Regions from separate parts of the Homo sapiens genome. Here all the other regions are linked to region 1. A link is a loop called in an ENCODE intact Hi-C map of the cell type or tissue named here. Cell type or tissue: GM12878. All regions are shown on one strand.

What was found. Hi-C counts contacts between places; a loop is a spot of excess contacts. Peaks named below come from ENCODE experiments on the same cell type or tissue, not always from the same donor. Only the 100,000 strongest peaks of a DNase experiment are listed, where the experiment ranks them.
Region 2: a loop joins it to region 1, with 6 times the contacts of the local background. A loop is called at or near these places in 2 of 110 quality-filtered maps.
Region 3: a loop joins it to region 1, with 2.1 times the contacts of the local background. A loop is called at or near these places in 2 of 110 quality-filtered maps.

The regions. Positions count from the first base shown.
Region 1 is chr10:88,061,012-88,069,011 of GRCh38, forward strand. No RefSeq gene overlaps it. Among named protein-coding and RNA genes, the nearest start is that of PTEN, 200 kb to the left of the region's middle. RefSeq lists an enhancer at 1,411-1,470. In GM12878, no CTCF peak of the experiment used is centred here; DNase peaks (open chromatin) are centred at 1,615, 4,050 and 4,832; H3K4me3 peaks cover 1,573 bases; H3K27ac peaks cover 7,319 bases.
Region 2 is chr10:87,927,769-87,935,768 of GRCh38, forward strand. It overlaps PTEN (phosphatase and tensin homolog), which reads left to right. Exons shown (of 9, transcript NM_000314.8): 4 at 3,278-3,321; 5 at 5,245-5,483. Among named protein-coding and RNA genes, the nearest start is that of PTEN, 68 kb to the left of the region's middle. RefSeq lists a silencer at 1,368-1,467. In GM12878, no CTCF peak of the experiment used is centred here; DNase peaks (open chromatin) are centred at 1,508 and 3,833; H3K4me3 peaks cover 485 bases; H3K27ac peaks cover 3,882 bases.
Region 3 is chr10:87,962,923-87,970,922 of GRCh38, forward strand. It overlaps PTEN (phosphatase and tensin homolog), which reads left to right. Exons shown (of 9, transcript NM_000314.8): 9 at 2,365-8,000. The coding sequence ends at 2,550. Among named protein-coding and RNA genes, the nearest start is that of PTEN, 100 kb to the left of the region's middle. In GM12878, no CTCF peak of the experiment used is centred here; no DNase peak of the experiment used is centred here.

The DNA of each region.
Region 1 (8,000 bases):
TGCTGTGGTGATGGTAGCAGTCATGGTAATCATGGTGATGGTGAAGTGTATTCTAGACGGAGGTCGCAGCATGCCCACGAACGTAAAGTCATGAAAGATCTCTTTAAGTCTAAAAACATGGTAGGGTGGCCACAGATGGACAGGTTGGAGCCAGATGTAAAGGCCTTGTGGGCCAAGACGAACTCATTTTCATTAAAGTTGAAGTAGGTAATGAGCTTGAAGAGAACTGGCTGCACTGTGAGGGAGGAAGTGATGTTTCCTGTTATAATTACCTTTCTCGTTTTATTTATTTTTAAGATAGAGTCTCACTCTGTTGCCCAGGCTGGAGTGCAATGGCGAGATCTCAGCTCACCGCAACCTCTGCCTCCCGGATTCAAGCTATTCTCCTGCCTCAGCCTCCTGAGTAGCTGGGACTACAGGTGTGTGCCACCACGCCCGACTAGCTTTGGTAGAGACGGGGTTTCACCATGTTGGCCAGGCTGATCTCGAACTCCTGACTTCAGGTGATCTGCCCACCTTGACCTCCCAAAGTGCTGGGATTACAGGTGTGAACCACCATGCCCGGCCCCTTTCTCGTTTTATAATTGTCCAGTGGGACACCAATAGGGAAGGGTCAAAGGAATGTATGGAATATACACAAATCTACTTCTCCTTAAATCCAGCATCCTAGAAACTGGAAGAATTTCCCCTTTGGGGCAAAGTAATATTGAAATTATTCAAGAAAGATATTTAGTTATCTCCTTTGTGTGTTTTCATCTACTCAGTCATTCATTAATTTCTTTACTCATTCAAAATGTTTTTATTGAATACTTGCAAAGTTCAATGCACAGGGTATGATGGCCAAAAAAACAAATAAATGACATATTCAGCCCTCAAGGAGATTACAATCTAGTGGAAATACAGGGATAGGACTGGGCAGAGTGCACAGCATTGAGAGAGTCCTGTGTGCTGAGCCTGACTTTGCAGACCAGGGCAGCTCATTAACTTCTTCATTTGTCACTTTCTTCCTGAGTCTTTATTGTGTTCATGCTGTGTTAAAGAATAAGAAGATAAGCAAAATAGTTCTTGCCCTAAGAAGCAAGACGTCTACAGTCTAAGGAGGAAATGTCTCCCGACCTCTTTACTCCTCATCTATATTATTTATATATTTGTGTATAGGGGGAGGTTGACCAGAAGATTTTTAAGGTCCTTTACAAATTTAATATTTTATGACAAGGAGATTCAAGATTTGTAGAGAGCACCTTCATTTTATATATAAACCCAAGTTAAAGTCTATATTTTATGCTAACTTTGCTAGATGCTCTAAAAGTACAGACCTCCCCTCCCCATCCCCCACCTCCTCACACAGAGTAAGTTATTTTGAATCCTTGTAAAATCTTATGGTGGATTTATGTGGGGTTGGTAGTCAGTTTTCAAACCTAGGTGCAGGGCGCATGGGCATCCGAGGGAATTTCAGGATCCTGAAGGACGTGGTTTGGGACGTAGTCACGTAATGAAAGAGCTGGTTGTTCTGTGTTCATGCTAGGGAATGTGGTTTGAGTGGCTGTGGGAACTTCAACTTTGTGACTTTCTGTGTAACTGAAATCTCAACCCCCAAGTGTGTCGCAGTGACTTCTCTGACACAGCACATGTAACTCAGCTCTCTCCTGATGTCTGTTTTTCTTGCTCTCAGGAGAAGAAATGGCCTAAACAATCTTCATTGGCCAGCAGTTGAAAAAATATTTGTTTTGGTTTTGTTGAGCACTTTCCCTGTTGAAACATGAACATTTTGAGGGGAGGGGAGATCCCCATTGTGTACGTTTGATTCATTTATCCTTAGCAAATCAATTGTTTCAAGTAGAGCCTTTATGTCCAAGAAGGCTATAGAAAGCTTTACTGCCCTTTTCCTTTCAAACAGGAAGTTGCATTTGGCCAAAAGTAAACAAATGTGAACCCGGGAAGGTTTGTTTAGTGTCTAATGCTGACTTCAGGACCTGAGAATGGAGTCTGTGCTTGGCAAAAATGCCTTCTCTGGGATCTGTCTGGGCCAAAATATTCTCTGCTTATGACCTGGCCTTTGTGCTCTGGTAAACATCCTCCTCTTACCAGCCCCCAGAAATTCACTGCCAAAGGCCACAGGCAGTTTTGCTTGCTTATCAGAAATATTCTAAAGGTGATGGCAACTTGGAAACATACTTTCAGCAGGACTTAGCTTTCTGGAGAGTGGCCACTGTGAAAATGGCCTGTAGCTTGGAAATCTCAGGGGGTGTGAATGTAATTTGACATTCTTTGTGCACAGGCATGGGCTAGCCCCTCTGGGTGAAGAAGCTTTCAGGAAAGTGACTGTTACTACTCAGCTAACAATGTAGTGCTGAGCACTTTGCAGGACCGAGCTCACGAAAGTCTCACACAAGTCCTAGGAGGAAGGTGCTATTATTATCTCCAGTATACAGATGAGAGAACTAAGGCTTGAGAAGGCCATGAAACTTGGCCCAAGCTCACACAACTAGTCAAGTGTCAGAGCCCTCAGCTCTCTCTGCCTTCTGATTTAGAGATTTTAATTAGTGCAAGTTCAATATCTAAACTCTAGGAAGTTGCTAAGTATTTGGGGTAGAACCACATGATTCAGGTGATGATCAGTGTATGACACTTTACTATGACAGGCCAAAGAATTGAGTAAGTAGCATTTAAAGTTTTTACTGAATGGGATTAATGTCTTGTTCCAGGAAGGATTGAAGGCAGCTGATATAAACTGGGCAATATGTGAGTAGGTAGAGATGGTGAGCTCCAGAGGAATTTGGGATGATTCTCAGAGGAGGGACTCTGGTTGGGCCTTGAAGGATGAGTGGGAATTAGGTAAGTAAAGAACATTTCAGATTTGGGGAATCAGAATCAACTCTCTTTTAGGAGGCTTGCATTTGAAGCTACTCCATGAAAATGTTCTAAGTACACACAGTGACCTTTCTTGGGCTATGCTCCTACACTTGCTGAGCTCTTATATTCTTGAGAGATGTTTTATCAGCCTAAGCATGCAAAGAAACATGTGACCTGTGAAGTAATCCTTCACCAAGAGCACGTGCCAAAGCTGGTCAATATTGGGCCAGAAATTCTCCCCATCCCACCCCACCCTGCCCTGTCATTAACCAATTCTCCCCACATCCTAGTGTCACTAGTCTTTTCATGGTTCTGAAAACATGTTATTGCTTAAGTGCATTTCTCTACCATACTTTACAGACATTATCACTAGTCCTCACAACTGCTCTAATAAGGTAAATGACATTAGGCCCATTTTACAGTGGAGGAAACTGAGACTGAGAGGTGTTAAGAACTTTGCCCAAGTCATACAACTTCTTGGTGGTGGAAGCAACTAATTCATGGAAGAAACAGATCTGATGCCAAAGCCCGTGTTCTCTCTACTCTACCACATACTCTCCTTAGAACCGAATGAAGACTCCCCAGGCAGTTTTTGCTAGTATTCTGGATTTGTTTAAAAATCCTCGTAAGATGTTAACAACTTTAAGTCCTGTGGTGGTATGGGGGACCTGAACACCTGGGTGCATTTTCTTTTATTTACTCTAACAGGGACACAGACCTCTGGCTTCTTTCATAGAAACCCCCCTTTTTGAAATGTCTCTGTTTTGTTCATTCAGGAGAACAGATCAGCATCTCTCATGCAAGGCCTGGCTCTGTGCCCATCTCACTTTTGCAATGAATTTAGCAACATCTGCTTTGCCCATTAAAGTGATTTTTCTCTTCCTGGCCCTGAGCCTGTATGCTTGCTGCAATTGATTACTAGCAATTTCCTTCCCAAACCAGAGAGTTCAGTGAACTCTAAATTGAATTGTTGCTCACTGGTCTCCTTTGGACCAATTGCATATGGCTTACGTGCAAAATGGTCAAGCCACTCAGTTCCCGAATCTATAGGCTGATGATTCTGGTTAAACGTGGGAGAGGACCTGATGAGTGACATTTCCCATTTTTGCACACAGTGGCCTAGGACTGTGGTCACTTCTGTGTTTCTCAATTTCAGGTGGGGGGAGGGGATGAAGCCACCTTGCTTACAGCAAGGCTGTTGAAGTACACACCCTCTTTCCTTTCAGTCATATTGCAGCACCAATGGCCTCAGATGTAGTTGCCTGGAAACCTTGTTTCAGAGACATCTGAGAAACATATATCTAGCTCCAGAAGTGGCTTAGAAAGACCTCAGGAAGATGCATATCACTGTACTCTTTTGAAGGCAGCAGTGGGTCCCTTTAAGTGGTTCAGGCAGCTTTTTAAGATAAAGCAACGCCCAAAGTGATGCTGAGCCTGTATACCTGGCCTGCTGCTCCATCTTGATTGGCGGATATCTAGTTATCCTTTGAGATGTAGTCTGAGTGTTACCTCTCAGGGAGTCTGCCCATGTCTCACTCAGCCCTGTATTCCCAATATCTAGCACAGTGAGTACATGTAGTGCACCCTCAGTGAAAGGACAAATGAGTGAAGGATGCTGCTCTTCTCGTGAGAAGATTTTAAACTGGTACTTTGCTCTGAGCTGTCCTTGAAGTGTCTCTCCTTCCCCACAGCCATGATAGCTTTACACAGGGACAGTGAGGAGTTGTTGGTTATTTAGAGAAGTGAAAGTCAGGAGTCTCCTCTGCCACATAGTCCTAAAAAAAAAAAACAACAAAAAACCCAAAACAAAGGAACTTATTACTGACCAAATTACTTCCATATATCAGGGAGGTTAATTTAAAGCTAGGAATCTATAAATAAGAAAAAGGTAGCATAAATGACTAACATCAAATAGTATTGACAATTGCTGGAAATCATTTGAGTCATTGCACATTCTGTCTCTTTGAGCAGACATTCCCCGTTTCCACCACAATTGCTGACTGCATACCTACCAGTATCAGCAGCCACTTCTGAAATGATTATCGCAGACGAGACTGCAAATATCCTATTCTTGCAGAACTCTGTCACAAACATCTTTAGCATCGAGCTTGGGGCTTTCTGCCTTTATTTCTGGAAGAGATCTCATTTATAGTATTACTATAGTGGAAAAAGATGAGAAAAAGCAGAGTATTCCGAAAAGCATGGCTCAGCTTGAAACTATGCGATCCATACCTCTTAACCAATGGGAGCTGCAACTCCAAAGTGTTTAGGGAGTCCTAGGGTTTTTAGCTTCTAGAAAGGCCTTAGGTCTTTATTTCTTCATTTAATCCCTGCACATTGGCAGGTGGCCCCTGTAGACCTACAGAGGAAATGGGCTAGTGAACTTCAAGGGAAACTTAGCTGGGCTTCATATGGCGATATGAAGTTAGGGAAAAGACATTCAGCATTTTTTTTCTAGCTTTGAGAACCTAACAGGAAAAAGGCTGGGGAAATATTCCAATTGTCTACTCTTGGACTTTACTATCCGTTTATCAGATGCAATTAAACTGGGTATCTTTCCTTTCTCCAGTCCCTGGCAGTAGAGAGGAAAGACCTCAGCCCCCCATGTAATGAAAGGAGATGGTCTGTGCTTAGTCATGCTGTTTCAGTTCTGCTGCCTGTCACCCTGGTAGCTGGGATTAAAATACATCCTTCCCCTTTCCAGAGTTTCTTGCTCAAACTGAACAGGACTTTTCCAAGAGAAATGGATCACTCTAAGGTTCAACTCCTCAGGCCCAGGCTCCGTCCAAAATTCCAGGTTGAACAAATCATTAAGGATAGGTATATGTTACAATCTACCCAGCGCTAACTAAACCTCCTCCACCATCAGATCGCCACCACTGCCATCAAAATGGCAGTTCACATAAAATTAATGCTGATCATGTGCCAGACGCTGCATAAGCACTTAACATATGCGATTTCATATGTGATCATCAGACAGCTCCATAAGGTAGGTTTTATAATCACTTTATACAAATAGAGAAACTGAAGGTCTTAAAATTTAATTTTTTTTTTTTAGGCAACAAGTGTTCATTGAGAGTGTGGGGCATGGTGCGAAATTCTGGGGACAGCACAGTCCCCCTGGGCTCTCAGTGAAAGCACATTGAAACTCGTGTGCTGCAACAGGTTACAGAGGAAGTCTTTGAGCGCTTCATGTGTAGCGGGTTTAATTCTTCTTTTTTCTTGATTTTCACACGCCCCTGCACTTCCTGCTCTTTCCTGGGCCTGGAAGCGGAAGTACTGAAATACTGAGACAAACTGTTCTTATGGTTTTTAGAGGTTGGTCAAAACCAGGAAGGACAAGACATCAGAAGGCTGGTTCTCTCTGGGTTTTCTCTGAGTAGGGGATAAGAGCTGGGTCTTGGGTCCCTTGACCATGTTTTTATTCTTCCTTTGAATTGGTTGGGCTCGGCAAAGTCAGTCAAGAACTTGATCTTAGCTGCAGCTGCATTGTTCAATGACAGGCTGATTATTGTGTTTTCAACTTCATTTTTCATCGATAACTGAAAGGATATGTCTTTAGTGGAAGGTGATGCTCATATTGATTTTGTGACTTCAGATTGGTATATGCACTGATTTATTTATCCAACAAATATTTATCAAGCATCTACTTGCATGTCCTTCATGAAAAGCCCTGATAGAGCTTATATTCCAATGGAGGAAAGAAAGTAAACAAAACAGTTAAATATGCAGCATGTGAGAAGATGAAATTACTATGGCGGAAATTAAAGTGAAGGGAGGATGGGGAATGTTTGGCTGGCAGGTATTGCAATTTTCATAGGGTTGTTAGGGAAGGCCTCAGGAAGAAGGTAATAGCCGAATGAAGATCTAAAGGAGTTGAGGGAGCAAGCTATGTGGATATGGGGGAAGAGGGCTCTAAGCAGAGAAAACAGCAAGTGCAAATGTCCTGAGGCTGGAAGCTGCCTGGTGTGCCTCAGGAACAGCAAGGTGGCCAGTATGGCTGGAGCACCATCAGGAAGGGGGAGAGAGGAAGGACCTATAGTCAGAGGAAATGGGGTCATATTGTGTCATGAGAATCCTGAGAACAGAGGAAGTCCATGAGGTTGTTCTGTGAGTGAGACAGGGAGCCTCTGGAAGGTTTTAGCAAAGAAGGGTTGTGATCTGACAAAGTAATGTTGAATTAGTTATTTTTGCAGAAGCACTGATGCCTCCTGCTGACACTGACTTGTGCATGAGAAGCAAGAGATAATGAATTTGAGATTTGATTGAGCCTCCTGACCCTCTGTGGGTACCACTCCCATTTAAGTGGAGGCCAGGAAGGCTCGGAGAGTTTTAGTGACTTCCTCATGCCATTAGCCATACAAGTAGTAAGTGGATGAGGTAGGTAAGGTAAGCGACATAGTTTAAGAATGCCTTATGGCTGTGCTCCTTCTAGAGGCTCAAGGAGAGAGCCCGTGTCCTTGCCTTGTATTGTGTTCAGAGGCTACCCACATTTCTTGGCTGTGGTCCTCTTCCTTCATCTCTAAAGCTAGCGGTATCACATCCCTATGACCCTTCTTCCTTTGTCAAGTCTCTTTCTCTGACCTTAGCTGGAAAACATTCTCCACTTTTAAGGGTTCATATGATTAAGCTGGGCCCACCCAGATAATCCAGAGTAATTTTCTCTTCTCAGAGCTTGTAACTTTAATCACACCTACAAGGTTGCTTTACAATGTCAGGTAACATATTCACAGGTTCTGGAGATTAGGGCATGGGCATTTTTGAAGGACTGCTATTTTGCCTAGAGCACCATAATTATTAAACACTTTCCATGTTTTATTACATTTAAATATGATGACAGCTACAACAGGCAGGCAAGAATGTTATTCCATTCTTTTCCCCAAGGTTAAATGGTTAGTGCATGTCAAGGAAATTTGGAAAAGCCTGTGATAATTAAGGGCAAGTCAGCTTATTAACAACAGGACTCAATGCCTTAAATTAACTAACACATTGTGAGTCTACAGAAAGTGTGGTTGTGGGAGGGGGTAGGAAATGGAGAGGGTAGATATTAGAATATAGCACTTGATCTTGGGTCCTTTGGCATCTTTAAATAGAAATTTGAGAGCTTAGTGGTCTGTGAACACACTGTAAAAATGCTACCCTAGACT
Region 2 (8,000 bases), 130 kb before region 1:
TTTCTACCTCTGTTTGTATTTCTGGTTCTGGTTAAGTGAGTCTGGTAAGCAGCAGGTGTTCTATTTTATTTCTTTTATTTTTAGGATAGTATTACATGTGATATATATGTCTTTGCAAACATACATAATTTGAAGATCTTAAAATATTTGCACTAGGCATACCCACATTTAATAGTATGTTAAATCTTTTATAGCAATTATGATATACATGGGTGAAGAAGAGTTCCTAATATGGCCTTTCTGATTAACTGTATCTGTTTATATCTGTGTTTTCTTCAGGCATTCATAACATTAAGCAAATTCAGGTGTACTGTTACTTAATTGAATTAATCAGTTTGTTTTGTACAAGTATATTTTATTTTTGTTCCTTGTTGTATAATCTGGTAGGAATGGGGAAGGGGAGATAGTGAATAAAGAGATGTATACTTCTTGCCTTTGAGGAATTTAAGTTTTCACTGTATACCAATTTTTTAAAGGTATTTACTATATTTCAGTGCATATTTTATTTGACATACTTTATCATTTTGTGGTAAACCTTTAGCTTTACTAATTTTCATCTATTAAGTTTTCTTTTGTAAGATGGTGATAGCTTCATCAAAGAGAGTAAAGAAGAGACCTGCCTACCTAGCTGATTCTATGGCAAATCTCACTTCTCTGGAAGCTTTTCCTGTTAATCTTATTCCTTCAGTTTCTGCCTCTTGTTTCATAAAAACTCATTCTTTAAATGCTTATTCATTTCTCTTGTCTCATATAAACCAATATGAGGTACTGGTATCTTTTGAGTTTTAGTTATAAGGAAGCATAAATGGTTAAATTTAAATGGCTAAACCCCATTTGCCATTTGTGTATCTTTAATTTTAGTTTGTTGAGAGACTTATCACTACCAAACCACAAAGAATTTAAAAGAAACTGTCAGTAGGTATAGGTGGAAGGAGGGCATTTATCAGAGATTTTAATTTAAGAAGAAAGTCTTCATCCTTATCCTACCAACCCCCATTCCCTGAGCATATTTATCATTACTAGTCCCAGCATATTTGCTCCCATATTTCCTATGCTTACCTGTGAAGATTTTCATAACTTTTTCCTTGCTTTTTACTGTCACTGTTGGTTCTGTGATTTATGACAGATACTGCTCTTGTAGGAATGCTGGCTTTGACTGAAATTTGTTACTGCTTTTGTATTTAAAACTTTTTTTTTATTATAAGTAGAATTATGGAACAGTAGTAGAAAAAGTTTGACTTTTGTAATCAGAGATACTGAGCTTGAGTTCTGGCTCTTTCATTTGTATACTGTTATTTGGGGCAAGTTTTTTAATGCTCTTAAGTCTTAGCTTTCTCATATATAAAATGGAGATAATAACAGTTATCACGTGATTGTGAGGATGAAACAAAAAAAAGTGGAAACTCTTTGTAAGGTGTGTTCATCTGGTTGACACTTAGTAGTCATTACTTCCACTTTCCGTCCATATAGTCCTCTTAACAGTAATATTTGAGAGGCATTTTTATTAAAGCAGTCTTAAGGAGTGTTCGTCAAACCACATGTTCTGGGATCCTGAGAAAGTAGGGGAAGTTTAGAGAACTGAAGCTGCACAAAACTAATGTTTATTTTCTGTTGTGTTGTCCTGAGACCAGCTTCTTAGATTGTGTTTCCTAGTCCTACATCTCTGATTCCTTATAAAATATTCCATTATGAATTCTTCACTATTGACAATTTCTCCCCTTTTATCTTAAAAGTACCAAAGAAAGTGTAAAATGTGACTGTCTTGTCAGTCCTCTTTTTCCTGTTTTTCATGTCAGTGGGTATGAAATTACTAGCAAGGATGCATATATGTGCATATGTCATTACTAAATGCATTTTCTTTCTAGAAAAACTCAATATACTAAATTGTACTAAAAAGGAAAAGCTTGTTTTGTTTTGAGTGGTAGTATGAAAGTTGTTTTATTTTAGGTCTGACCAGTTAGAAACCAATGGATTGTAGTTTATTTATAATTAGTTAAACCTTCATGTGAATTTGGTTTTGAATTACCTTTAAGGTAGAGAAGAAACTATATAGATGTTTTTCAGGGTTTCTAAATGTACAATACAGGTTCACAATCACTTATTTGAAACTCTTGGGGCCAAGTATGTTTCCATTTTCAGAAATTTTAGTTTTCAAAAGGTAGCACAGATAAATATACTTTTACATAAACACCCCAGTGGGGTGTGGGTCAGTACCTGAAATGAAATGTTTTACTCTTCGCTCTAAGTGTATTAAATATTATGTACAATCTTATTACTTCAGATCAGGATTTGCTGTAGTTGAGTTTGCCATAAAACTTAAGAGAAAATTTTAGATGTTTTGAACTTTTGGGATATTGAAATTGCAGGTTAAGGAGCTATGGACCTTTATTTGTTTTAAAATGCTAAGAGTTTATTTTAAGTAATTTTTAAAAAATTTGTTTTGCATAGTAGTTGGAGTTACCAGGGTACTGCTAACCACACTGATATGTAAGATCTCTTTCTGAGCCTTTTATTGTTTGTAAACATGGCCTGTTAATCATTAGAAAGCCAGTACATACTAACATATCACTGCTATTAAGACAAATATTAGCATACTCTAGTAATGACAAGTCAGCATTTTACTATTCTGTATTGATTTTACTTATTCTTTCATTACTCTCATACTGTAATTAAAACTTGCAATCTGAGAGACTGTTGAAAAAGGTGATCGTTGGCTTTTCAACAGGGAGTAAGGTCTGGTTTAAAAAAAAATTAGTAAGCATTTGGCCAAGTAGATTAACAACATTCAGTTTTTCTTTACTGTCCTTATGCTTTTACTATTTTTAACATATATCTTTTTGAAGAATAGTTTGAGAATTATGTATGCTTAACTATGAGATACAGATACTATTGAAACTAGTCAGTTGTTTATAGGTACTTGTAAAATTAAAAATATATTCCAATAGCATGCAGATTTTTCATAGAGGAAATTTGAAAGCATGGAAGCACCTGAATTTACAGTACTCTGTATTAGTGGCATCACAAGTTTTTAAGCAAATGTATTAGCTCTAATTGCATACACTTAATCTTTTAAGCTTTGGTTTTATTATTATAATATGGGGGTGATAACAGTATCTACTTAATAGAATTCTTGTTATTACATGAAATAATTAATGTTAAACACAGCATAATATGTGTCACATTATAAAGATTCAGGCAATGTTTGTTAGTATTAGTACTTTTTTTTCTTCCTAAGTGCAAAAGATAACTTTATATCACTTTTAAACTTTTCTTTTAGTTGTGCTGAAAGACATTATGACACCGCCAAATTTAATTGCAGAGGTAGGTATGAATGTACTGTACTATGTTGTATAACTTAAACCCGATAGACTGTATCTTACTGTCATAACAATAATGAGTCATCCAGATTATCGAGTGAGATACATATTTAAGAATTATCTTTAAAAATTTCAAAAATTTTAATTTTACTGTTGTGTTTTAGGAAAAAGTATTGCATAAAGCTATTAATATTGTCAGGAAGACTAAAGTGCAGCATAGACTAAGAATTAGGAAAATTCCTAGACTAAAAATAGTATAAGGAGAGGGTTTACCTACTATTTGAGGCAGTTGGTCTAATAGTAAGCAATCACAGGGAGAAAGCAGAACTACTTAACTCTTCTGTGTTGAGGAATGACATAAAAGGTAGGAAAGGATATAACAAATGTTGATAAGAGGAGTCTGATGGATGAGAGGAGGGAACTGCTTTAAATGAGTTTCTACTTCAGACATAAGTTAATTCTCAGAGCCCACAAAAACTTTCACTTTTATTTGTGAAATACAACTCAGTTCTCATGGCTTAACACTTTAAACCATGAGAAAACTGAAGAGTTGAGAAGCTTGGCAGATGCTGCTGTGATAGTCAAAAAGAAAGTGGGTGCCATGAGCTACTATTGATGTATTTGCCATTGATCCCTCCTGAAAATCTAGAATGGACTTTCAGACAAATGGTTTGAAAATTCTAAATCACTAATGATTGAGATTTAGTATAGGTTTACTAAGAACGGGTTTTTTTTGTTTTTGTTTTTGGTGGATTTAGGCTGTTGCTTACTAAGCAAAGCAGGCTTTAGTTGAGGTTTATCTTGCTTTAAACAGATATTTAACAGATTTTCCTGGAGGTTTTTGTGTACCACTGGGAAAATGAAGTTAGGCAGATGACTAAGTGAAAGCTGTCCTGCTGACTCCTTATAATGATAGTCATTGTCTACCAGAAGATCTCTCCTGTCACACCAAAGGATAATTGATTATATCCTGTACCATATTATGAGTCACCTGATTGGAGATATAAGACATACTTCTCACATATTTAGATGACACAGGTTAGTACATTGAATATCAGCCAGGGTTTTTAAGGATCTTAATAGAGTGGAACTAAGGTAGAAACTATTAAGAGCAATTAATAGTGATATATCTATAGTCCTGTTTCTAAACAAGTTTTTTTAAAAACCTCAACTCTGACTATAGTGAACAGAGAAGTCTTGGACTCTTACAATTCATGTGAGAAGACCTGAAACTTTGATAACAATTATATACATTTTGTGAGTAATTTCTTTGGTGTATGCCTTCACATATCTCTGGTATGTGACCTATGCTGCAGTCCATTGAGCATAGATTCCCAGAATGTATTCTCCTGCAGAAAATGGAGGAAAATAATACTTGGCTTCCCTAATGATTACATGTGTATACAACACTAACATTTGCAAGACCACCTTTAAATAACACACTTAGCATTTTTATTTTATGAAATGTAATATGTAGTTCTTTGCATAGTTTATCCTATTAGTAATCTATTCTGTCTTTGGAATATGTTTTGTGATGATGAAATAAATACTATAAATAGTATTATTCCTTTTGCATTGAGAGTCCTGACGAAATGTCCATGTGACAGTTCATTTTGGGTTTAGCTCTACCTCTAATATGTGACCTATGCTACCAGTCCGTATAGCGTAAATTCCCAGAATATATCCTCCTGAATAAAATGGGGGAAAATAATACCTGGCTTCCTTAATGATTATATTTAAGACTTATCAAGAGACTATTTTCTATTTAACAATTAGAAAGTTAAGCAATACATTATTTTTCTCTGGAATCCAGTGTTTCTTTTAAATACCTGTTAAGTTTGTATGCAACATTTCTAAAGTTACCTACTTGTTAATTAAAAATTCAAGAGTTTTTTTTTCTTATTCTGAGGTTATCTTTTTACCACAGTTGCACAATATCCTTTTGAAGACCATAACCCACCACAGCTAGAACTTATCAAACCCTTTTGTGAAGATCTTGACCAATGGCTAAGTGAAGATGACAATCATGTTGCAGCAATTCACTGTAAAGCTGGAAAGGGACGAACTGGTGTAATGATATGTGCATATTTATTACATCGGGGCAAATTTTTAAAGGCACAAGAGGCCCTAGATTTCTATGGGGAAGTAAGGACCAGAGACAAAAAGGTAAGTTATTTTTTGATGTTTTTCCTTTCCTCTTCCTGGATCTGAGAATTTATTGGAAAACAGATTTTGGGTTTCTTTTTTTCCTTCAGTTTTATTGAGGTGTAATTGACAAGTAAAAATTATATATAAATACAATGTATAATATGATGTTTTGATGTATGTGTATATACATTGTGAAATGATTACTACAGTCAAACTACTTAACATATTCATCACCTCACATAATTATTATTCTCCCCCCAGGGTGAAAGCATTTAAGATCTACAAGCTACAATTTTCAATTATACAATGTTATTATTAACTATAGTCACTATGCTGTCCAGTAGAGCTTCAGATCTTGTTCATCTTGTGTTCCTCCCTCCCCACCCTCAGTCCCTGGAAAACAGGTTTTAAAGATAGTTGCTAATCCTTATTTCTTCTAAATTTTTAAATCAGTTGCTGCCTCAATTTCTATATGAGAAATGACTGATTGATTTCATTTTTCTGTTCACGCTACCATTTTCATATCATACTAGCACATGTTACCCATTAACTGTATTGCAGATTTGGTCTCACAAAATTCTTCTAAAATAACATTTTTAAAAAGCATATTAATCAAAAATAAGCTTTATATTTCTGAAGCTTGTTTGAGCATAGAATGCCTTTGGATAAAATACCATTACCTAGTAAAGTGTGAACTTTTATAATCCATAAAAATTATTCTTTTATAAGAATATTCATAAATGTAGTTAGATTAATAGAAGATTCTCGATTCTTTGATCAGAAAACTAAGGACTATATTGAAAAATCAGTGACAAATTTAATTCTTATAGTACATCTGAAAGAAAAAAGAAAACTCTTGGGAGAACTTTTACAGTGATTTAATTTTGCTGTTGATATATTTCTTTGGGTGGTAAGTATGGCAAAACATGTTAAAATTTAATGCAAAGAGATTTTGTACATTTTTCCATCTCTAAGAAGGACAAAGCCTAAGCCCCTCCAGATAGATAGAAAAACTCATTTAGAGAGTTCTCCTTCATGTTAATCTAATTTCTTCTTAATTCAGCTGTAAAACAGAAATAGAATGATCGTATTAATCATTTAAAGCTGTGTAATTGCATAGATTCCTTGTTCCTTTACCCCCTCTTATATCTTGTTTCCTATCCTTTGTGACTTTTTTTGCATTATATATAAGGATGCCGAAATACTGTTTATTGTTGATAGTTTACAAAATTGAATCTTACATTAGTGCATAATTTTGGTGAATGTTGAAGATTATGGTAGATTGCCTTACATTTCTGCATATTGTTTGCACCTTGGAATGATAGCACTGGCATGAATTATAGAGCTGAGGATCTAAAGATTTTTACTTTGATTTATCCCATTATCATCTGCAGGGAAACAATTGCTTTTACTGATTAAAAATGCAGGCTGGGCACAGCGGCTCACGCCTGTAATCCCAGTACTTTGGGAGGCCGAGGCGGGCGGATCACAAGGTCAAGAGATCGAGACCATCCTGGCCAACCAACATGGTGAAACCTCATCTCTACTAAAAATACAAAAATTAGCTGGGTGTGGTGGCGCGTGCCTGTAATCCCAGCTACTCAGGATGCTGAGGCAGGAGAATCGCTTGAACCCGGGAGGTGGAGGTTGCAGTGAGCCGAGACTGTGCCACTGCACTCCAGCCTGGTGATAGAGGGAGACTCCATCTCAAAAAAAAAAAAAAATGCAGTAGCAAAAGCGATGGTAGAAATTTAAAACAGAGTTGATGAGCAGCATATATTTTGGTAGTGGAAAAAAAGGTAAAAAATTTTTTGTAATAAAATAGAAAAATTTTGTAATGTGGAGGCGCAGAACACTAGATTTAAGCCAGGGGGTCTTAAATTGTGTTACATTCCTTTTAAAGTCTGATGGAAGGTATAAATGTTCTCCCCTCAAAAAATGTGCATAGTGTACATAAAATTTTGCAGTTTTTATTACATTGAAATATATTCTTTTAGACAGAATGTAAAAGAACCTTCATGAAAACTATGTCACTTTTTTATGCAAAAACCAGTGGCTACTACATGAGAGCAATGAATAAATCTAAGTGGTACAAATTAACCAAAATTAAGCTTTAGTTCTGTTCAATACTAAATTTTAATGAAAAGACTGCTATTTAACTTTTAAAATAACAAGTTGAAACTATGCTCTTTGACTTTGACTTTGCAACTTTTATATGATCTTTGATATCCAATCAGTGTTGACTTTGGTAAAAAGTGCTGAAAATGCTATTTTACAAAAGAAAGAAGAGTAAATGGAATCTGTAGATTCTATTGCCTGATGAAAGTAGACGTGTCAAGAAATAAGAATTCTCCAAGGCTCTTCAGATAAATTCATGTTTCATCATTTTCTTTGCCTTCAAGTTACTGAGATCATTTTTGGCAAGATCTGTATCATTAATGCTGTGTTAGGAAAGAAAAGATTATGACTCCACATTTTACTTTCAAGGTTGAAGAGTTAAACTGTTTAAAAAGAGTGTATGTTATCCTGTAAACA
Region 3 (8,000 bases), 98 kb before region 1:
AATTTATTCCTCCTGTGTGTAATTTTTTATCTTTTAACCAACATCTCCCTATCCTCCCCTCCCACTCCCTTTCCCGGCCTCTAATAACCACACTCTTATGAGCTCAACTTTTTTAGCTTCCATATATGAGTGAGAACATACGGTATTTATCTTTCTGTACCTGACTTATTTTACTTAACATCATGTCCTCCGGGCTAGACATTCTCTTTAGAATCCACAGGTTTCCTTTCTTTTCTCTAAATCTGCATTTTGCTCAGCCATTAACTTTTAAAATGTCTTTTTCCCTTTAGTTTTATTGTTTTCTATTTTAATATTGCAAGATGTTTTATATTTGTGATTACAAATAAAAACTCCATTATTAGTAAACAAATACAATGTCATATAGTAGTAAGTGCTATAAAAAATAGACAGGATAGAAAGTAATCTTGGTTTGTATGTTTTTTGTTTTTTAGCAAAGATGATTAGAGAAGGCCCAACCAAGCAGATAACATTTAAGCAGAGGCCTAAATCATATAAGTGAGTTATACAAATATCTGGGAAAAGAGTTAAGAGTACAGATGCAAAAGCCCTTAGACAAGAGAATGAGCTTGGTATATCTGAAGAGTGGATAAGTCATTTTGACTGAAACAGAGTGGACAAGAAAACCAGTCCAAGTGTAAAGACACTAGTGTGTGTTCAGCATAGGAAGGATGTAATCTGAATTTTGTGTTTAATATTCCCTGTGTTCATGCTTTCAAAATACAGATGAGTGAGGAAAGTAGGGAGAAGGGGTAATAAAGGAAGCTGAGAGATCAGTTAAGAGGTACTTGAATAGTTTAGTAAAGATGAGAGAAGATGTTTGCTTCTTGTTGCCCCTCACTGCTTAGAATAGTGGCAGTGAAGGGTAACAAGAAGCTGTCAGATTAACTTAAAGAGTTTACTGATGCAGTGGATGTTGGTTGTAAGAGAAGAATTGATAATGACTCTTGGATAATAGGGGAGGGAGGGGCTGTCAATATAATATAATGAAGAAGGGATTTGAAGTCATTTCTGATTTAAATCTCACATCCACTACCTACTTTTAATAGATATGTAGCCTTTAACAAGTTCCCTAACCTTTCTGGGCCTTAGCTACCTCCCCTTGGAAATGGAAATACCTAACATGTAAGGTTGTTTTGACAGTTATTTTCACTAGGCATGTAAAGGCACTTGACTCTCTGTTATAGACCACTGTATTATGTTAATGTCCCTCTCCTTCCTCCCTTTAGGTAAAGTTTTTAGGGCTAATAAATCCCAAATATCAATGTTGATCAGTAGTTTGTGTTTGTGTAGTGTTGTTTATATCAAAAACTACATTGAAGCCGGGCACAGTGGTTCACGCCTAAAATCGCAACACTTTGGGAGGCCAAGGTGGGCCTCCCACCTTGAACTAAGGAGTTTGAGACCAGCCTGGGCAACATGGTGAAATCCCATCTCTACAAAAAATATAAAAGCTAGCTGGGTGTGGTGGCATGCACCTGTAGTCCTAGCTACTTGGGAGGCTGAGGTTGATCCTGGGAGTTTGAGCCTGCAGTGAGCTGTGAAGATGCCACTGCACTCTAGTCTGGGTGACAGAGCAAGACCCTGTCTCAAAAACACACACACACACACACACACACACAAAGAAATACATTGATTTTTCACATAGGTAGTAAGAGAAACATTCTTTTTGAACTCAGCTGTTTGTGAATTGAATTTTGTAATTCAAATGCTATATTATGTAAACTATTGATGACTTTCAATCTGCATTTATTTTGTATAATTATTTAGTTAATATTTGCCACTTATATTCCTTAAAAAATAAAATTGAGGTTGGGCGTGGTGGCTCACACTTGTAATCCCAGCACTTTGGGAGGCTGAGGCAGGCAGATTGCCTGAGCTCAGGAGTTTGAGATCAGCCTGGGCAACATCATGAACCCCATTTCTACTAAAATACAAAAAATTATCTGGGCATGGTGGTGTACACCTGTAGCCCTAGCTGTTTGGGAGGCTAAGGCACGAGAATTGCTTGAACCCGGGAGGCAGAGGTTGCAGTGAGCCAAGATCATGCCACTGCACTCCAGCTTGGCAACAGAGCAAGACTCTTGTCTCCAGAAATAAAAATAAATAAATTGTATTAACATCCTGATAGTTTATCTGTTTAGTACCTAGCAAGAAAGAAAATGTTGAACATCTTAAGAAGAGGGTCATTTAAAAGGCCTCTTAAAGATCATGTTTGTTACAGTGCTTAAAAATTAATATGTTCATCTGCAAAATGGAATAAAAAATCTGTTAAAAATATATTTCACTAAATAGTTTAAGATGAGTCATATTTGTGGGTTTTCATTTTAAATTTTCTTTCTCTAGGTGAAGCTGTACTTCACAAAAACAGTAGAGGAGCCGTCAAATCCAGAGGCTAGCAGTTCAACTTCTGTAACACCAGATGTTAGTGACAATGAACCTGATCATTATAGATATTCTGACACCACTGACTCTGATCCAGAGAATGAACCTTTTGATGAAGATCAGCATACACAAATTACAAAAGTCTGAATTTTTTTTTATCAAGAGGGATAAAACACCATGAAAATAAACTTGAATAAACTGAAAATGGACCTTTTTTTTTTTAATGGCAATAGGACATTGTGTCAGATTACCAGTTATAGGAACAATTCTCTTTTCCTGACCAATCTTGTTTTACCCTATACATCCACAGGGTTTTGACACTTGTTGTCCAGTTGAAAAAAGGTTGTGTAGCTGTGTCATGTATATACCTTTTTGTGTCAAAAGGACATTTAAAATTCAATTAGGATTAATAAAGATGGCACTTTCCCGTTTTATTCCAGTTTTATAAAAAGTGGAGACAGACTGATGTGTATACGTAGGAATTTTTTCCTTTTGTGTTCTGTCACCAACTGAAGTGGCTAAAGAGCTTTGTGATATACTGGTTCACATCCTACCCCTTTGCACTTGTGGCAACAGATAAGTTTGCAGTTGGCTAAGAGAGGTTTCCGAAGGGTTTTGCTACATTCTAATGCATGTATTCGGGTTAGGGGAATGGAGGGAATGCTCAGAAAGGAAATAATTTTATGCTGGACTCTGGACCATATACCATCTCCAGCTATTTACACACACCTTTCTTTAGCATGCTACAGTTATTAATCTGGACATTCGAGGAATTGGCCGCTGTCACTGCTTGTTGTTTGCGCATTTTTTTTTAAAGCATATTGGTGCTAGAAAAGGCAGCTAAAGGAAGTGAATCTGTATTGGGGTACAGGAATGAACCTTCTGCAACATCTTAAGATCCACAAATGAAGGGATATAAAAATAATGTCATAGGTAAGAAACACAGCAACAATGACTTAACCATATAAATGTGGAGGCTATCAACAAAGAATGGGCTTGAAACATTATAAAAATTGACAATGATTTATTAAATATGTTTTCTCAATTGTAACGACTTCTCCATCTCCTGTGTAATCAAGGCCAGTGCTAAAATTCAGATGCTGTTAGTACCTACATCAGTCAACAACTTACACTTATTTTACTAGTTTTCAATCATAATACCTGCTGTGGATGCTTCATGTGCTGCCTGCAAGCTTCTTTTTTCTCATTAAATATAAAATATTTTGTAATGCTGCACAGAAATTTTCAATTTGAGATTCTACAGTAAGCGTTTTTTTTCTTTGAAGATTTATGATGCACTTATTCAATAGCTGTCAGCCGTTCCACCCTTTTGACCTTACACATTCTATTACAATGAATTTTGCAGTTTTGCACATTTTTTAAATGTCATTAACTGTTAGGGAATTTTACTTGAATACTGAATACATATAATGTTTATATTAAAAAGGACATTTGTGTTAAAAAGGAAATTAGAGTTGCAGTAAACTTTCAATGCTGCACACAAAAAAAAGACATTTGATTTTTCAGTAGAAATTGTCCTACATGTGCTTTATTGATTTGCTATTGAAAGAATAGGGTTTTTTTTTTTTTTTTTTTTTTTTTTTTTAAATGTGCAGTGTTGAATCATTTCTTCATAGTGCTCCCCCGAGTTGGGACTAGGGCTTCAATTTCACTTCTTAAAAAAAATCATCATATATTTGATATGCCCAGACTGCATACGATTTTAAGCGGAGTACAACTACTATTGTAAAGCTAATGTGAAGATATTATTAAAAAGGTTTTTTTTTCCAGAAATTTGGTGTCTTCAAATTATACCTTCACCTTGACATTTGAATATCCAGCCATTTTGTTTCTTAATGGTATAAAATTCCATTTTCAATAACTTATTGGTGCTGAAATTGTTCACTAGCTGTGGTCTGACCTAGTTAATTTACAAATACAGATTGAATAGGACCTACTAGAGCAGCATTTATAGAGTTTGATGGCAAATAGATTAGGCAGAACTTCATCTAAAATATTCTTAGTAAATAATGTTGACACGTTTTCCATACCTTGTCAGTTTCATTCAACAATTTTTAAATTTTTAACAAAGCTCTTAGGATTTACACATTTATATTTAAACATTGATATATAGAGTATTGATTGATTGCTCATAAGTTAAATTGGTAAAGTTAGAGACAACTATTCTAACACCTCACCATTGAAATTTATATGCCACCTTGTCTTTCATAAAAGCTGAAAATTGTTACCTAAAATGAAAATCAACTTCATGTTTTGAAGATAGTTATAAATATTGTTCTTTGTTACAATTTCGGGCACCGCATATTAAAACGTAACTTTATTGTTCCAATATGTAACATGGAGGGCCAGGTCATAAATAATGACATTATAATGGGCTTTTGCACTGTTATTATTTTTCCTTTGGAATGTGAAGGTCTGAATGAGGGTTTTGATTTTGAATGTTTCAATGTTTTTGAGAAGCCTTGCTTACATTTTATGGTGTAGTCATTGGAAATGGAAAAATGGCATTATATATATTATATATATAAATATATATTATACATACTCTCCTTACTTTATTTCAGTTACCATCCCCATAGAATTTGACAAGAATTGCTATGACTGAAAGGTTTTCGAGTCCTAATTAAAACTTTATTTATGGCAGTATTCATAATTAGCCTGAAATGCATTCTGTAGGTAATCTCTGAGTTTCTGGAATATTTTCTTAGACTTTTTGGATGTGCAGCAGCTTACATGTCTGAAGTTACTTGAAGGCATCACTTTTAAGAAAGCTTACAGTTGGGCCCTGTACCATCCCAAGTCCTTTGTAGCTCCTCTTGAACATGTTTGCCATACTTTTAAAAGGGTAGTTGAATAAATAGCATCACCATTCTTTGCTGTGGCACAGGTTATAAACTTAAGTGGAGTTTACCGGCAGCATCAAATGTTTCAGCTTTAAAAAATAAAAGTAGGGTACAAGTTTAATGTTTAGTTCTAGAAATTTTGTGCAATATGTTCATAACGATGGCTGTGGTTGCCACAAAGTGCCTCGTTTACCTTTAAATACTGTTAATGTGTCATGCATGCAGATGGAAGGGGTGGAACTGTGCACTAAAGTGGGGGCTTTAACTGTAGTATTTGGCAGAGTTGCCTTCTACCTGCCAGTTCAAAAGTTCAACCTGTTTTCATATAGAATATATATACTAAAAAATTTCAGTCTGTTAAACAGCCTTACTCTGATTCAGCCTCTTCAGATACTCTTGTGCTGTGCAGCAGTGGCTCTGTGTGTAAATGCTATGCACTGAGGATACACAAAAATACCAATATGATGTGTACAGGATAATGCCTCATCCCAATCAGATGTCCATTTGTTATTGTGTTTGTTAACAACCCTTTATCTCTTAGTGTTATAAACTCCACTTAAAACTGATTAAAGTCTCATTCTTGTCATTGTGTGGGTGTTTTATTAAATGAGAGTTTATAATTCAAATTGCTTAAGTCCATTGAAGTTTTAATTAATGGGCAGCCAAATGTGAATACAAAGTTTTCAGTTTTTTTTTTTCCTGCTGTCCTTCAAAGCCTACTGTTTAAAAAAAAAAAAAAAAAAAAACATGGCCTGAGAGTAGAGTATCTGTCTACTCATGTTTAATTAAGGAAAAACACTTATTTTTAGGGCTTTAGTCATCACTTCATAAATTGTATAAGCACATTAAATAGCGTTCTAGTCCTGAAAAAGTCCAAGATTCTTAGAAAATTGTGCATATTTTTATTATGACAGATGTTTGAAGATAATTCCCCAGAATGGATTTGATACTTTAGATTTCAATTTTGTGGCTTTTGTCTATTATTCTGTACTCTGCCATCAGCATATGGAAAGCTTCATTTACTCATCATGACTTGTGCCATATAAAAATTGATATTTCGGAATAGTCTAAAGGACTTTTTGTACTTGAATTTAATCATGTTGTTTCTAATATTCTTAAAAGCTTGAAGACTAAAGCATATCCTTTCAACAAAGCATAGTAAGGTAATAAGAAAGTGTAGTTTGTACAAGTGTTAAAAAAATAAAGTAGACAATGTTACAGTGGGACTTATTATTTCAAGTTTACATTTTCTCCATGTAATTTTTTAAAAAGTAAATGAAAAAATGTGCAATAATGTAAAATATGAAGTGTATGTGTACACACATTTTATTTTTCGGTATCTTGGGTATACGTATGGTTGAAAACTATACTGGAGTCTAAAAGTATTCTAATTTATAAGAAGACATTTTGGTGATGTTTGAAAAATAGAAATGTGCTAGTTTTGTTTTTATATCATGTCCTTTGTACGTTGTAATATGAGCTGGCTTGGTTCAGTAAATGCCATCACCATTTCCATTGAGAATTTAAAACTCACCAGTGTTTAATATGCAGGCTTCCAAAGGCTTATGAAAAAAATCAAGACCCTTAAATCTAGTTAATTTGCTGCTAACATGAAACTCTTTGGTTCTTTTATTTTTGCCAGATAATTAGACACACATCTAAAGCTTAGTCTTAAATGGCTTAAGTGTAGCTATTGATTAGTGCTGTTGCTAGTTCAGAAAGAAATGTTTGTGAATGGAAACAAGAATATTCAGTCCAAACTGTTGTAAGGACAGTACCTGAAAACCAGGAAACAGGATAATGGAAAAAGTCTTTTAAAGATGAAATGTTGGAGCCAACTTTCTTATAGAATTAATTGTATGTGGCTATAGAAAGCCTAATGATTGTTGCTTATTTTTGAGAGCATATTATTCTTTTATGACCATAATCTTGCTGTTTTTCCATCTTCCAAAAGATCTTCCTTCTAATATGTATATCAGAATGTGGGTAGCCAGTCAGACAAATTCATATTGGTTGGTAGCTTTAAAAAGTTTGTAATGTGAAGACAGGAAAGGACAAAATAGTTTGCTTTGGTGGTAGTACTCTGGTTGTTAAGCTAGGTATTTTGAGACTACTTCCCCATCACAACAACAATAAAATAATCACTCATAATCCTATCACCTGGAGACATAGCCATCGTTAATATGTTAGTGACTATACAATCATGTTTTCTTCTGTATATCCATGTATATTCTTTAAAAATGAAATTTATACTGTACCTGATCTCAAAGCTTTTTAGCTTAGTATATCTGTCATGAATTTGTAGGATGTTCCATTGCATCAGAAAACGGACAGTGATTTGATTACTTTCTAATGCCACAGATGCAGATTACATGTAGTTATTGAGAATCCTTTCGAATTCAGTGGCTTAATCATGAATGTCTAAATATTGTTGACATTAGGATGATACATGTAAATTAAAGTTACATTTGTTTAGCATAGACAAGCTTAACATTGTAGATGTTTCTCTTCAAAAATCATCTTAAACATTTGCATTTGGAATTGTGTTAAATAGAATGTGTGAAACACTGTATTAGTAAACTTCATCACCTTTCTACTTCCTTATAGTTTGAACTTTTCAGTTTTTGTAGTTCCCAAACAGTTGCTCAATTTAGAGCAAATTAATTTAACACCTGCCAAAAAAAGGCTGCTGTTGGCTTATCAGTTGTCTTTAAATTCAAATGCTCATGTGAC